3 separate regions of the Homo sapiens genome follow, and regions 1 and 2 are each linked to region 3. A link is an interaction called in ENCODE POLR2A ChIA-PET data of the cell type or tissue named here. Cell type or tissue: GM12878. All regions are shown on one strand. Region 1 overlaps ERC1 (ELKS/RAB6-interacting/CAST family member 1). Region 2 has its middle 6.1 kb from the start of CACNA2D4. Region 3 has its middle 40 kb from the start of FBXL14.

Region 1 (4,000 bases), 130 kb after region 3:
TACAGACAACTGGCATGTCTTAGGACAGTCAGAGATTCAGGAATTTGGGCTGGTGAGAATGCTGGTACTTAAGTTTGTTTCTCTGCTCTGTTTGTCAAGAGCTTCTACAAGTCTGTGGGGAAGGGGAAGAAAGCAGAATGCAGAAGAGGTCACCATCCACTCTAACAGGAAAATATTCCTGTCCCCACAAGAGATGTGGCTATGCCATCACACTAAAAAGTGCTCTCACTGCCAACTACCAAGCACAATCCAGCATAAGTGCCTACTAAAATTATGTATGTGCTTTATGTTCCAGGAAGCAGATAGTTTTGTTTACACAACAGAAACACAAATTTAAAGGAAATAATACTCCTGGCAGCAAAGAATTCTAACCCTGTTCTACTCTAAGCAGTAGCATGCTATTCCAACCCCTACTCCCCACAAAAAATTAACAGGCAACTGAACAATAAGAAAAGAAAAAAAAAGGTTCTTAGGTTTTAAGGATTTAAGAAAAAGCTTCTTGAGGTCTCAAGCCACTCTGACATCTCCCTGGCTATGCGTTAGTGAGCTATTATCGACCTGTGGAGTAGAGACAGATTATCTATCTATCTATCTATCTATCTATCTATCTATCTATCTATCTATCGATCTATCTATCTATCTATCATCTATCTATCTATCTATCTATCTATCTATCTATCTATCTATCTATCTATCATCTCAAGCTCTTCTCAAGACACACTTTCAGCAGACGGCTGGGTAGAGAGAATCACAGGCAATTACTTCAGTGTTTATTTCTTTTTCAAAGGTCAAAACCATTTTTAGTTTGTTTACTTCTAGGGATGAAGAAACAAGAGGAAAAGGGAGGATGACAGTGAGCTTCCTAAGGCTGCCTGGGTCTCTCCTGTCTTCCTGGTTAAGACACCACTGCCTTGAGGATCTTTAGAATTAAGAAAAACTACTCTTTTTTGCTTTTTTCCCAATGGTTCTTTTAGAGACATAAGAGACTACTCTTTTTAAATCGTGATATGAAGAAACCACTTTGTTTTAAACAGCTAAAGAACAGAATAGAATTGTACTTGTGTTGGTATACAGAGAATGAGCTTTGGTTCAAGCAAATATCAGGAAAGCAGTAAAACTGTAGCCAAAGGTCATAAGGTGTCGTATTTATGAAGCTGTCCTTCCTGACCTGCTCTAATTCTTCTATTACCCCTCTATTGAAAACACCTGACATTGTATGTTCAATCATTAGTTTTTTCTCTAAAGATTTAAGGTAGATTGCCTACTCATTCATTATGTCATTATGAGCTGCTTCTTCCTTCAATATTAGTTATTAGAAGGCTAGGACCAACGCTCAGTCAACCTTGGAGGTAACTAACTTCCTGAAGTGAGTACTATTTTATCCACAGCATCTCATCCACACTGAGACTTAGAAAATAGATTATTAAAAAAGAAACATACACACACACACACACGTACATACACACACGAAACCATATTATCTGGCAATCTGCCACCCAGAAAATACTAAAATTCAATATTCAACAAGTATTCATTGAATACCTATTACTTGTTTAACAATATTTACATCTACCTTTACTGTTACTTTGTAGTGCCCCTTGCTGATTTAAGACAGATAAAGTAGATTTCAAGACAAATGATATTTCTGAAAATCAAAAGGGATGTTTCACAGTGGTAAGAAGGCCAGTTTATCAGGAGTATATAACAATCATAAATGAGTCTGCAAACACAGCCAGAGCTTCAAAATACAATGTAAAACCTGAAATAATTCAAAGGACAAGCAGAAAAATCTCCGATTTTTGTTGGAGATTTGAATGCTTCTTTCTCTGCAATTAACAGACCTCTCCCTCTACAAAAATTCAGTGAAGACAGGGAGGATCTGACAGACTCTATCAACCACCTGACCCAGTTGATACTTACAGAACACTGTATGTGACAATTAAAGAATACCATTCCTTTAAGAGCACAAGTTATGTTCACTAAGATGGATCATGTTTTGGGCCATAAAACAACAGTCTCAAAAATGTAAAATAATTAAGACAATACAATGTATGGTTTGTGATCACAGTGAGATTAAACAGCTGTTAAAAGATAAACAAAGGCACGTTAAAATTTTAAAGAGTTTATTTGAGCAGACAACAATTCGTTAATCAGGCAGCCTTAGGCCATAAGTGGTGGGGGGTTCTGATGAAGAGACTGGTAGAAGACTTTTGTAAGGTGAAAGCAGAAGCAAGGTAAAGAAAATCTCTTATTGGTTAAAGTGGGGCAGTAATGTTTTTTGGATCATTCCAGTGGAAAGTCCCTGGTTAGAGGTTGGCCAGGCAGTTCCTGATCGGTTAAACTTGAGTATTGGAAAGCCCCTAGGTAGGGGGTTAGTTGGTGGTTTCTGATTGGCCTAGAATATGACTGTTTACAAAGAGTTGGGTTTCAGTTTGTTTATGTAGGAACTCAGGGCATTGGAGCTGCCTTAGCCTAACGGCCTCCCAACCAAAATTACGCTGAGTTTGAAATAGGTACATGAAAAAATGCTGAGCATCACTAATCATTTGCATGCAAATGCAAACCATGAGATACCATCACACACCAATCAAAATCGCTATTATTTAAAAACCCCAAAAAACAAAAAATAACAAATGCTGGAGAGGATGTGGAGAAAAGGGAACTCTTACACAGTGTTTGTGGCAATGTAAATTAGAACAGCCATTACAGAAAACAGCATGGAGGGTTTTCAGCAAACTAAAATAGAACTATCATACAATCCAGCTATGATACCACTAGGTATATATCCAAAGGAAAGGAAATCAGTAATCAAAGAGATCACTGTACTCCCATGTTTAGTGCAGCACTATTTACAACTGCCAAGATATGGAACTAACCTAAGTATCCATCAACAGACGAATGGATAAATGTGGCAAATATCTATACAATGCAATGCTATTTAGTGATTAAAAAAAAAAAGAATGAAATTCTGTCATTTTAGCAACACAGATGAGCTGGGAGGACAATATGTTAAGTGAAAAAGTCAGGCACAGAGAGATAAATACCATACTTTCTCATTCATGTATGGAAGCTTAAAAGGTTGATCTCATACAAACAGAGAGTAGAATAGTGATTACTAGAGGCCAGGAAGGGTAGGGGGAAGGGGAAAGCCAGGGGTGGGTTAATGAATATAAAATTGCTTTTGCAAGAATTATAAAAGTGAGAAAAATCTAACCTGACTCCATCTTGCTTCTAACGTCACAAGCTCACTCCCCTGCTCATTCCTGGGCATAGGCCAAGCTAACTATGGGAGGAATTTAGCTTATAGTTTAACTTTGAAGCAAAAATGATAATAGTCCCTCTGCAAGCTGACCCCCACGGGGGACTGAAACCATCTCTGTAAGACAAATGAAAGGCCACAAGGTTAGGATTATGGGAAAAGACTGAATTCTGCTAAGATGTAGGTGTAGTTAAATGATAACCAGCCATTGTTCCCTAGCTTATTTTGCCAGGCTGGAGTGCAATGGCATGATCTCGGCTTACTACAACCTCTGCCTCCCTGGTTCAAGCAATTCTCCTGCCTCAGCTTCCCAAGTAGCTGGGACTACAGGCACGCACCACCATACCCAGCTAATTTTTTTTTTTTTTTGTATTTTTAGTAGAGATGGGGTTTCACCATGTTGGCCAGGATGGTCTCGATCTCCTGACCTCATGATCCACCTGCCTCAGCCTCCCAAAGTGTTGGGATTACAGGCGTGAGCCACTGTGCGCAGCCCGTTCCCTAGCTTACTTTTCTAAAATTGCTTACTCATCAAGAGTCATGTAGCTGGAGGTTACAAAATTTGTAACTTCCCCAATTACTCCTATAGATAACATCACTGTTGTAAAACCTAAGATTGGTCTTTAAGATATTTTTCAGACTTTTGCATTCTGGCAACCAACTGACTCCACTCGGACCTGTTACTCATACCAAGGAACTGACTCAACCGGTCTTGTGACCCCCACCTAGAAACTGATTTAG
Region 2 (4,000 bases), 370 kb before region 3:
CCCTGTGCTGAGAGCTTTACCTGCCTCATTTTGTTCAATACTCACAGGAGTGAGGCAGACCTAGTTGCCCACATCGTACCCTTCTGTTCTTCCTTGATAACAACACCCAGCCCCAGGCAACAGATCATGATTTGTTAGACAAGTTACGGTAATCCTGTTCCCATCTTTCTAGCCTCCCTTGCCGCTGAGGGTGACCATGTTGCCAACTTTTGGCCAATTAGTCAGAGGCATTGCCCTTCTCCTGTCCCCTACTGTGAACTTGGACGTGATGTTGAATGGCAGCAGCCAACTTGTGACTGTGAGGTGAACCACATGAGGATGAAAGCCAGCAGGCAGAGGAGGGAAGGCAGAAAGAAGGAGGGCCTAGGTCTCTGCAGACATCACGGAGCAGCTGAGCCAAGACCGGCTGCTGCTGGAACTGCCCACTCCAAACTTCGTGTTTTCACAAATCCCTATTTGTCATCTGGGTTTTCTGTTACTTGCAGCTGAGTAAATTTCTGCCTGACACAGGTAGTATCATTCCCATTTTATAGATAAGAAAAACGAGATGCTGTGGATAAAAGGGTTAGGAAGGGACAGTGCTGGGGTTCAAGCCCAGACCCCCAGATGCCAGAGCCTGAGCTTGCGCATTGTCTGTAAAGTGTTGGTTAGGCACATTACTAATATCAATGAGACTGCAAGGCAGATGCTCACCCCATTTAACAGGCTAATTACAGACACGTTTTGTCTTTATATTACATAAAGCACAGTGGCCCTGGCTCTCAGGACTGCCGGCACCCTCTCTCTGGCCAAGGTCATGTGGACAGCCCCTCATGAGAAGATCTGGACCAACCAGTGCTGAGCACATGCAAACTCTTTTCAGACATAGGGCCATCTGCAGCAGCTCAGGGAAGTCAGAGCCACCTGTGGAGAACTCCAGCACCCCAGGCCCCTCCCACATACAAATGGGGAAACTGAGGCCCAGAGCGGGAAGTGCTTTGCCCAAAGTTACATTTTGAGTTACAGAGCTGAGACCTGATGCCAGGTCCCCTTCCCCAGGTAGGTGCACTCTCCACCCTCCCGGGAGGTTTCCAGGCCTCCTTCCCCAGGTGGGTGCTCCCTCCATCCTCCTGGGTGGTTTCCAGGTCTCCTTCCCCAGGTGGGTGCTCCCTCCATCCTCCCAGGAGGTTTCCAGGCCTCCTTCCCCAGGTTAGTGCTCTCTCCATCCTCCCAGGAGGTTTCCAGGCCTCCTTCCCCAGGTGAGTGCTTCCTCTGTCTTCCCGGGAGGTTTCCAGGTCTCTTTCCCCAGGTGAGTGCTCCCTCCGTCCTCCCAGGAGGTTTCCAGGCCTTCTTCCCCAGGTGAGTGCTCCCTCTGTCCTCCCCTGCACTGCACCTCAGCGCACCTGGTCAACATAGACCTGGGATTCAGACCAGAGTCCTCACATGCCTCGCCCTTGTCCCCATGGTGAAGTTGCTGTCAGGATGCTGGTGAGCCACTGGCATGGACAATGTCATACTGCCACTCTGCCTCCATTTCCCATTTTCCTACGCATGGGGTCCTGGGGCCAACCCATCACGGGTCAGAACCTGGAACACATCCTCTGGGTTCACAGCTAGCCCTCACTTGTTGGTTAAATGAGGAAATTGCTGGTGCCTCTCAGCACTTCCTCTGGTCTTTCCTCTCAAAACCTGTTCTTTGATGCTTGAATTTCCTCCTGAGGCCTCCCTGCACTCCTCCCGGGCTGTGAAGCTGTGGAAACTCACCAGGTCTTTTCACCACGAAGTCCTCCCCCAGCTCCTAAATCCCCGCTGGGCCCTCTGAGTTTCTTCTGCTTCAGTCTTTGCCTCCCCATACTCTCTCTCTCTCTCTCGCTCTCTCTCTCTCTCTCTCTCTCTCTCTCACACACACACACACACACACACACACACACACACCCTCTAACAAGTTACCTTCAGGGTATTTATAGACATGGCAGGTCCCCAGGGATCCACTCTTTGGCAGACCGCCTCTTCGCACAGCCTCCCAGCGGCTGCCTGCCTGGGCAGCGTCTAATTAGCCCGCTGCCCTCTGCTCCCGGGCTTTGATGTGCTTCAGACTTTCCAGGCAGAAGGTACAATTTGGAGGCCTGACGTCCCGCAGGCAGGAGACTGCACCAGCAAATCTAGGTTGATGCTAGGCTAATGAGCTTGTTTACCATCTGGATTCAAGCTGCATTTCTTAGTGATGGTGGGGAGACGTGCGTGTGCATGTGTGTGCCCATGTGTGTGTGGGTAGTTGCAGGAGGCACATGTTCAAGCAAGACCATTTTGTTTAATGACCTTATTTCTCACTTCCTCCTCCCTTGTTGAGTAAAAATTGGATGGGCTGGCCGGGTGCGGTGGCTGACACCTGTAATCCCAGCACTTTGGGAGGCCGAGGTGGGCGGATCACAAGGTCAGGAGATCGAGACCATCCTGGCTAACATGGTGAAACCCGGTCTCTACTAAAAATACAAAAAAAAAAAATATTAGCCAGGCGTGGTGGCGGGCACCTGTAGTCCCAGCTACTCGGGAGGCTGAGGCAGGAGAATGGCATGAACCCGGGAGGCAGAGCTTGCAGTGAGCCGAGATCGCGCCACTGCACTCCAGCCTGGGCGACAGAGTGAGACTCCGTCTCAAAAAAAAGAAAAAAAAATTGCCTGGGCCATGATGAAAGGCATTAGGAGTCTGAAATGCACTCTCCCTTTCAAAGCTCTGCAATCCAGCCAGACTGGCATTTTGGAGCGATGGATGTGTGAAGAATGGGAAGCAGTCTCTGGGGGATGAGGAAGTTGGGAGGGTTCTGGACTCCTGGTTTTGCCCCGGGCAGCTCTATAGCACCCCCCACACACCTCTTTTTTCTCTCTTCTTTTAAAACATTGTGCTAAAATACACGTAACTCAAAATGTACCATCGTAAGCATGTTTTAGCTCAGTGGTGCTAAATACATTCATGCGCTTGTGAAACCACCACCACCCTCCATCTCCAGAACCCTTTTCACCTTGCAGAACCAAAGCTCTGCACCCACTAAACACTAACTCCCCACTGCTCCCTCCTCCAGCCCTGGGCACCCACCATTCTGCTTTCTGTCTCTGTGAATCTGAGAACCACGTATCAATGGAATCATACAGTATTCGTCTTTCTGTGACTGGCTTATTTCACTCATAATGTCCTCAAGGTTCATCCATGTTGTAGCGTGTGTCAGGATTTCCTTCCTCTTAATAGTTCATCATGTGCAATACCACGTTTTGTTTGTTTGATGACACTTGGATTTATCCATGATCCATGTCCATCCGTGGTGGACACCCGGGTTGCTCCCACCTTCTGCTGTCGTGAATCACACTGCAATGAATAGTGGCGTACAAATACCACAGAAGGCCTTCGTGATGTCCTGTGTCACTTGAAGATGAAATGAGCCGCCGGAGACACATTCGTAAAATGAACGGGAAATGAAAGCCTTTGCCTGGCTACATGGGGGTTTCCAAACTGACCCTGGGGCCCTGGGGCTCCTGTTCAAAGGCCCCAGAGAGCGGAGGCGGAGACAAGCAGGACTTGGCCCAAGCGCCCTCACCTCCACCCAGAATCACCCCCCTTTCAATCCCTCCTTCATTCCAATCACATTTTTATTTCCTTGTGCTGAGGGACTGGGCATACAGCAGGGACAAACAGCCCGCAGGCCCTGCCCCTTATGGAGGCTGCGTGCTAGAGGAGGAGGCCTGTATATGGCACGTCCCATGATAGCCACTGAGGAGAAGAAAGATGCTGTGAAGAAGGACAGGGAACGTCAGGGGTCGGGCCAAGATGGTGGATCTTGTAGCCAGGAAAGTCTTCACTCATTAAAAAGGTGATTTTCAAAAAAAAAAAAAAGGTTTTTTAATGGAGAAGTAATTCACATGCCGTAAAATTCTCCATGTTAAAGTTTGCAGCTCGGTGCTTGACAGGCTATTCACAAAGCCGTGCGTCACTGCCCACCACTCTCTCATTCAAGGACACTTTCATCATA
Region 3 (4,000 bases):
GACGTGAACCCGGGAAGCAGAGCTTGCAGTGAGCCGAGATTGCGCCACTGGACTCCAGCCTGGGCGACAGAGCAAGATTCCGTCTCAAAAAAAAAAAAGTTTCATCCATGGATGAAACATAGATGCTAAGCAAAATAAGCCAGACACAAAAGGACATATTTTATAATTCCACTTCTAAGAGGTATTTATAATAGATAAACTCATAGATAGAAAGTAGGTCCCGATGTGGTGGCTCGCGCCTGTAATCCAGCACTTCGGGAGGCTGAGGTGGGAGGATCACTTGAGCCCAGGAGTTTGAGACCAGCCTGGTCAACATGGTGAGACCCTGTCTATACAAAAAATAAAAACTAAAAAATTAGCAGAGTGTGGTGGCACACACCTGTAGTCCCAGCTACTTAGGAGGCTGAGGTGGGAGGACTGCTTAAGCCCAGAAGTTTGAGCCTGCAGTGAGCTGTGGTTGCACCACTGCACTCCAACTTGGGTAACAGAGCAAGACCCTGTCTCAAAAATAAATACATACATACATACGCAGGAAAGTAGAAGCAGACAGAAAGAAGTGGTTGTCAGGGGCTGGAAGGCAGGAAGGATGGGAAGTTATTGTTTTATGTTAATTAAACAATAGTGTTAATTCTGAACAGAATTTCAGTTGGGGAAGATGGAAAAGTTTTGGAGATGGACGTGGTGATGATTACACAGCAGTGTGAATGTGCCCAATGCCACAGAACTGTACACTTAAAAATGGTTGAAATGGAAAATTTTGTTAAGTACATTTTACCATAAATTTTTAAAAAACAATAATGTTTGTGAACCTATCTGATAATTGAAAAAACTGGTCTTTGTCCGTGAGTCCCTGTTGGAGCATAAAGCTTCTTCTGCTCAGTGAATGAGCAGATACGAGGCAGCATTGAAAGGAATGCATCCCACATTTGACTGCCCAGTTTGATAGCTAGCAGCACCCCAGGGGTCAAAAGACATATGAGGCCGGGTGTGGTGGCTCATGCCTGTAATCCCAGCACTTTGGGAGGCCAAGGCAGGTGGATCACCTGAGGTCAGAAGTTCAAGACCAGCCTGGCCAGCATGGTGAAACCCCATATCTAGTAAAAATACAAAACTTAGCCAGGCGTGATGGTAGGTGCCTGTAATCCCAGCTACTCAGGAGTCTGAAGCAGGAGAATCGCTTGAACCAGAGAGGCGGAGGTTGCAGTGAGCTGAGATCGCACCACTGCATTCCAGCCTGGGTGACAAGAGAGAGACTCCGTCTCAAAAAAAAAAAAAAAAAAAGACATGGGTCCTTTTTGGACTGTGACCTTGTGTAGCAGGTTTTACCCTGAACCATTAGGGATCAATGAAGCTGATAAATTGTTCCCGTGGGTTAAGAACCAATGCCCATCATCAAGGAGAAATAAGGATTCTCCCAACCGGCCCCTTCCCTCCCATTGCCACATAAGGGAAACTTCTACCATTGCCCCCTCAGAAAGAGACCAAACTCAGACTGCAACCCCTGCCCCCCCACCACTCAGGCAGGTGATCTGGAAGGATCGAGGGGCTTTCCCAGCATCTCAGCCTGTCAGAGGCAAGTCAGAATGAGAATCCAACGCCTACTCAGACACCAGAGCCTCCCTGCCACTCTAGTAGCCAGGACGACTGGAACTATTGCCTACCACAGCCCCTGGCTAAAAATACAACCTCCTCTGAGATGGTTTCAGTTATTCAAATGTTTGAGAGCCAGGCAGCACCTGGCCTGGGTACTATACAAACATCTGGCTGAGGGACTGCCAGAAAACCACTGGGCAGCTGGAGGTCGTATGGGAACTGTGCCCCTGCAGCTGCATGGCCCTGTCCACCTCCTGGCACTTCTCCTTCAAGACCTTCCTTCCACTCTTTCTCCTGCCCGATCGCTGGTCTCCTTCGCTCCTCTGCCCCACCTGGCTTCTCTGCTCTGCCCAGGATGGAATCTCTCCTACCATCTCTGTTCCTTTATTCCCTGCCACACCTCTATCTACCTTTCCACTCGACCTTCACCTGGAAGGGTTTTTCCCTCTCTCGCTTGCCAGTTCAGGGGTTTCCTCCAAGTCCTTCTCAAATGCCATTTGTCTCTGAAAGGCTTCCAGGAACCTCCCACATGGGTAGCTCTCCTGCAGCATCTGCTGGCCAGTCAGCCTCACCAGGGAGGACTCATTCATCGCACAAAATTTGCCCACACCTGCTCCAGGCCGAGCCCTTCATGAGGGCAGGGCCACGGGCACAGTGGTGTATGGAAGGGGGTTTCTGCCCTCAAAGATGGGGGTCCACTGAGGAGGACAAACTAAAACCAAATAGTTAAAGGAACGCACTAGGTTTTAAATCGGAATTTTTGTGTAGAGGTGTCTTTGGGAGCTCTGAGGAGAAAGCAGCCTGCTTGGAGAGGCTGGGAGGTGTGAATCTTGAGTAAACGTGGTCGTCCCCCAGGCTTGTAGCTGCAAAAGGGCACTGCCAACAGCAGCAAGGCATCACGAGGACCACAAGTGTGGCTCTTCGGACGTCATGCTCAGGAAAACAGCAGGCGGCTCTGACCGGCCGTGATGCCGGGCTCATCCAGGAGAGATGTGGGAAATGGAATTGAATCGGAAGGGCTTGGAACTCCCGGCTCAGGAGTGAGAGTCCAGCTTCCTCCTGGGGCCACAGTGCGCTGCTCGGTGTTCCTTAGTAAAAGGCGTGTCACTGGCTATGGTCTCACCAGATTGCCTGTCTAATTCTTATTTTTCATTTGGGAAAGTTCAGAGCAGTTTTCCCTTGGCACCAGTTCACAGCAGAGCCAAAACTTTTGCTAAACGCATGGTTAAAGATTCACAAACATCACAGCAACTGGCACTGTCACAATGGCTCCTGCTGGAGCTACAAAACAGTCCCCAGAGCCTATCTAAGATGAGCAACCTCAGTGACTGACATCAGACGCTCAGGGTGTGCGAGTGTGCTCGTCCACTAAACGTGGCAGAGGACAGATCGATGGTGCCCTCTGACGAAGGGTTCCACAAATAAGCATGGGATACACTCCCTCCTGCTCCTGAGGGAGTCACACGGCATATGAACACATTAAACCTCTGTGGTTTTAAAAAAATGTGTTTAATTTGGTGGAAACCAGCATTTCTCAAACTTACTTGATCACACAACCTTTTTTTCCTCCAAGTGCCTATTAACCTCTCAGGAAGAACAGATGTTGGGAAGCGCAGGATTAGATGATTTCCAGCTGACCTTTCAGCCATTAAAATCCACTGCTTTATGGCTTGAGTATAAGTCACTGGGCTGGAACGTGAGTAACCAAAACATAATTGAGTTTTAGATATACTAACATTTATTCCGAGAAGTCCTCAAAACTGGAAATGGGCATGACTTTACGAAGGGATGTGATGATGACGAAGGGTCCACAGGGGGCCGGAGGGCCACGAATGGGAGAAGAACACAGAAAGCAGGAGAAAGAAAAGGCCTGAGAGGAAGGCAGACTGGTTGAAAGATTCTGATTGGAAGAAGAAAAGGATCTAGTTAAGTTAAGAAAGTTTGGAAAGCATGAGACAGCTTCACAGAAATTCTTTGGGCACCGAGAAAGGCTGAGACAGGGATCAGGAGGCCGTAAGGAGAATGGCCTCTGCTTCACGGCAGAGGAAACCGTTCCCTTGGGGGACACTGGAATGGAGAGGAGGAACCATGGCAGAGCACGATGTGCAAGCCAGGATGGCCTAGCAGGAAAGCACACTCAGATGCAAGGAGAGAGGGACCAGACAACTGGGGGGTGAAAAGGACGGAGAATGGAAGGGCTAATGAGCACCTCAGCCTACATGAAGAGCAAGGGGCTGGCTACCTGTCATCTACCCACATAGCATGAGTAATTCCAGGCTAACTCTGTCACCTTACTCTCAATCCCTTCCCCTCTTGCAACTGCTGGGATCTTGCCCCATGAATCACCCTCCTCTCTCGCACATCTTAGGCCCTTGCCAACCTGTCTCCATGTTTCCTTTGACACTGC

Evidence for each region. ChIA-PET counts read pairs that join two places held together with the same protein. Peaks named below come from ENCODE experiments on the same cell type or tissue, not always from the same donor. Only the 100,000 strongest peaks of a DNase experiment are listed, where the experiment ranks them.
Region 1: POLR2A ChIA-PET joins it to region 3 with 6 read pairs; 3 of 35 experiments call an interaction of 5 or more read pairs at or near these places.
Region 2: POLR2A ChIA-PET joins it to region 3 with 7 read pairs; 1 of 35 experiments calls an interaction of 5 or more read pairs at or near these places.

Annotation. Positions count from the first base shown.
Region 1 is chr12:1,421,490-1,425,489 of GRCh38, reverse strand. All of the region lies in intron 17 of ERC1 (ELKS/RAB6-interacting/CAST family member 1), which reads right to left. Among named protein-coding and RNA genes, the nearest start is that of LINC00942, 77 kb to the left of the region's middle. RefSeq lists an enhancer at 2,244-2,293. In GM12878, no CTCF peak of the experiment used is centred here; a DNase peak (open chromatin) is centred at 2,369; H3K27ac peaks cover 1,873 bases.
Region 2 is chr12:1,922,710-1,926,709 of GRCh38, reverse strand. No RefSeq gene overlaps it. Among named protein-coding and RNA genes, the nearest start is that of CACNA2D4, 6.1 kb to the right of the region's middle. In GM12878, no CTCF peak of the experiment used is centred here; DNase peaks (open chromatin) are centred at 1,659 and 2,139.
Region 3 is chr12:1,552,294-1,556,293 of GRCh38, reverse strand. No RefSeq gene overlaps it. Among named protein-coding and RNA genes, the nearest start is that of FBXL14, 40 kb to the left of the region's middle. RefSeq lists enhancers at 1,457-1,556, 1,837-1,896, 1,957-2,026. In GM12878, a CTCF peak has its summit at 2,155 (motif pointing left); a DNase peak (open chromatin) is centred at 1,643; H3K4me3 peaks cover 544 bases; H3K27ac peaks cover 1,529 bases.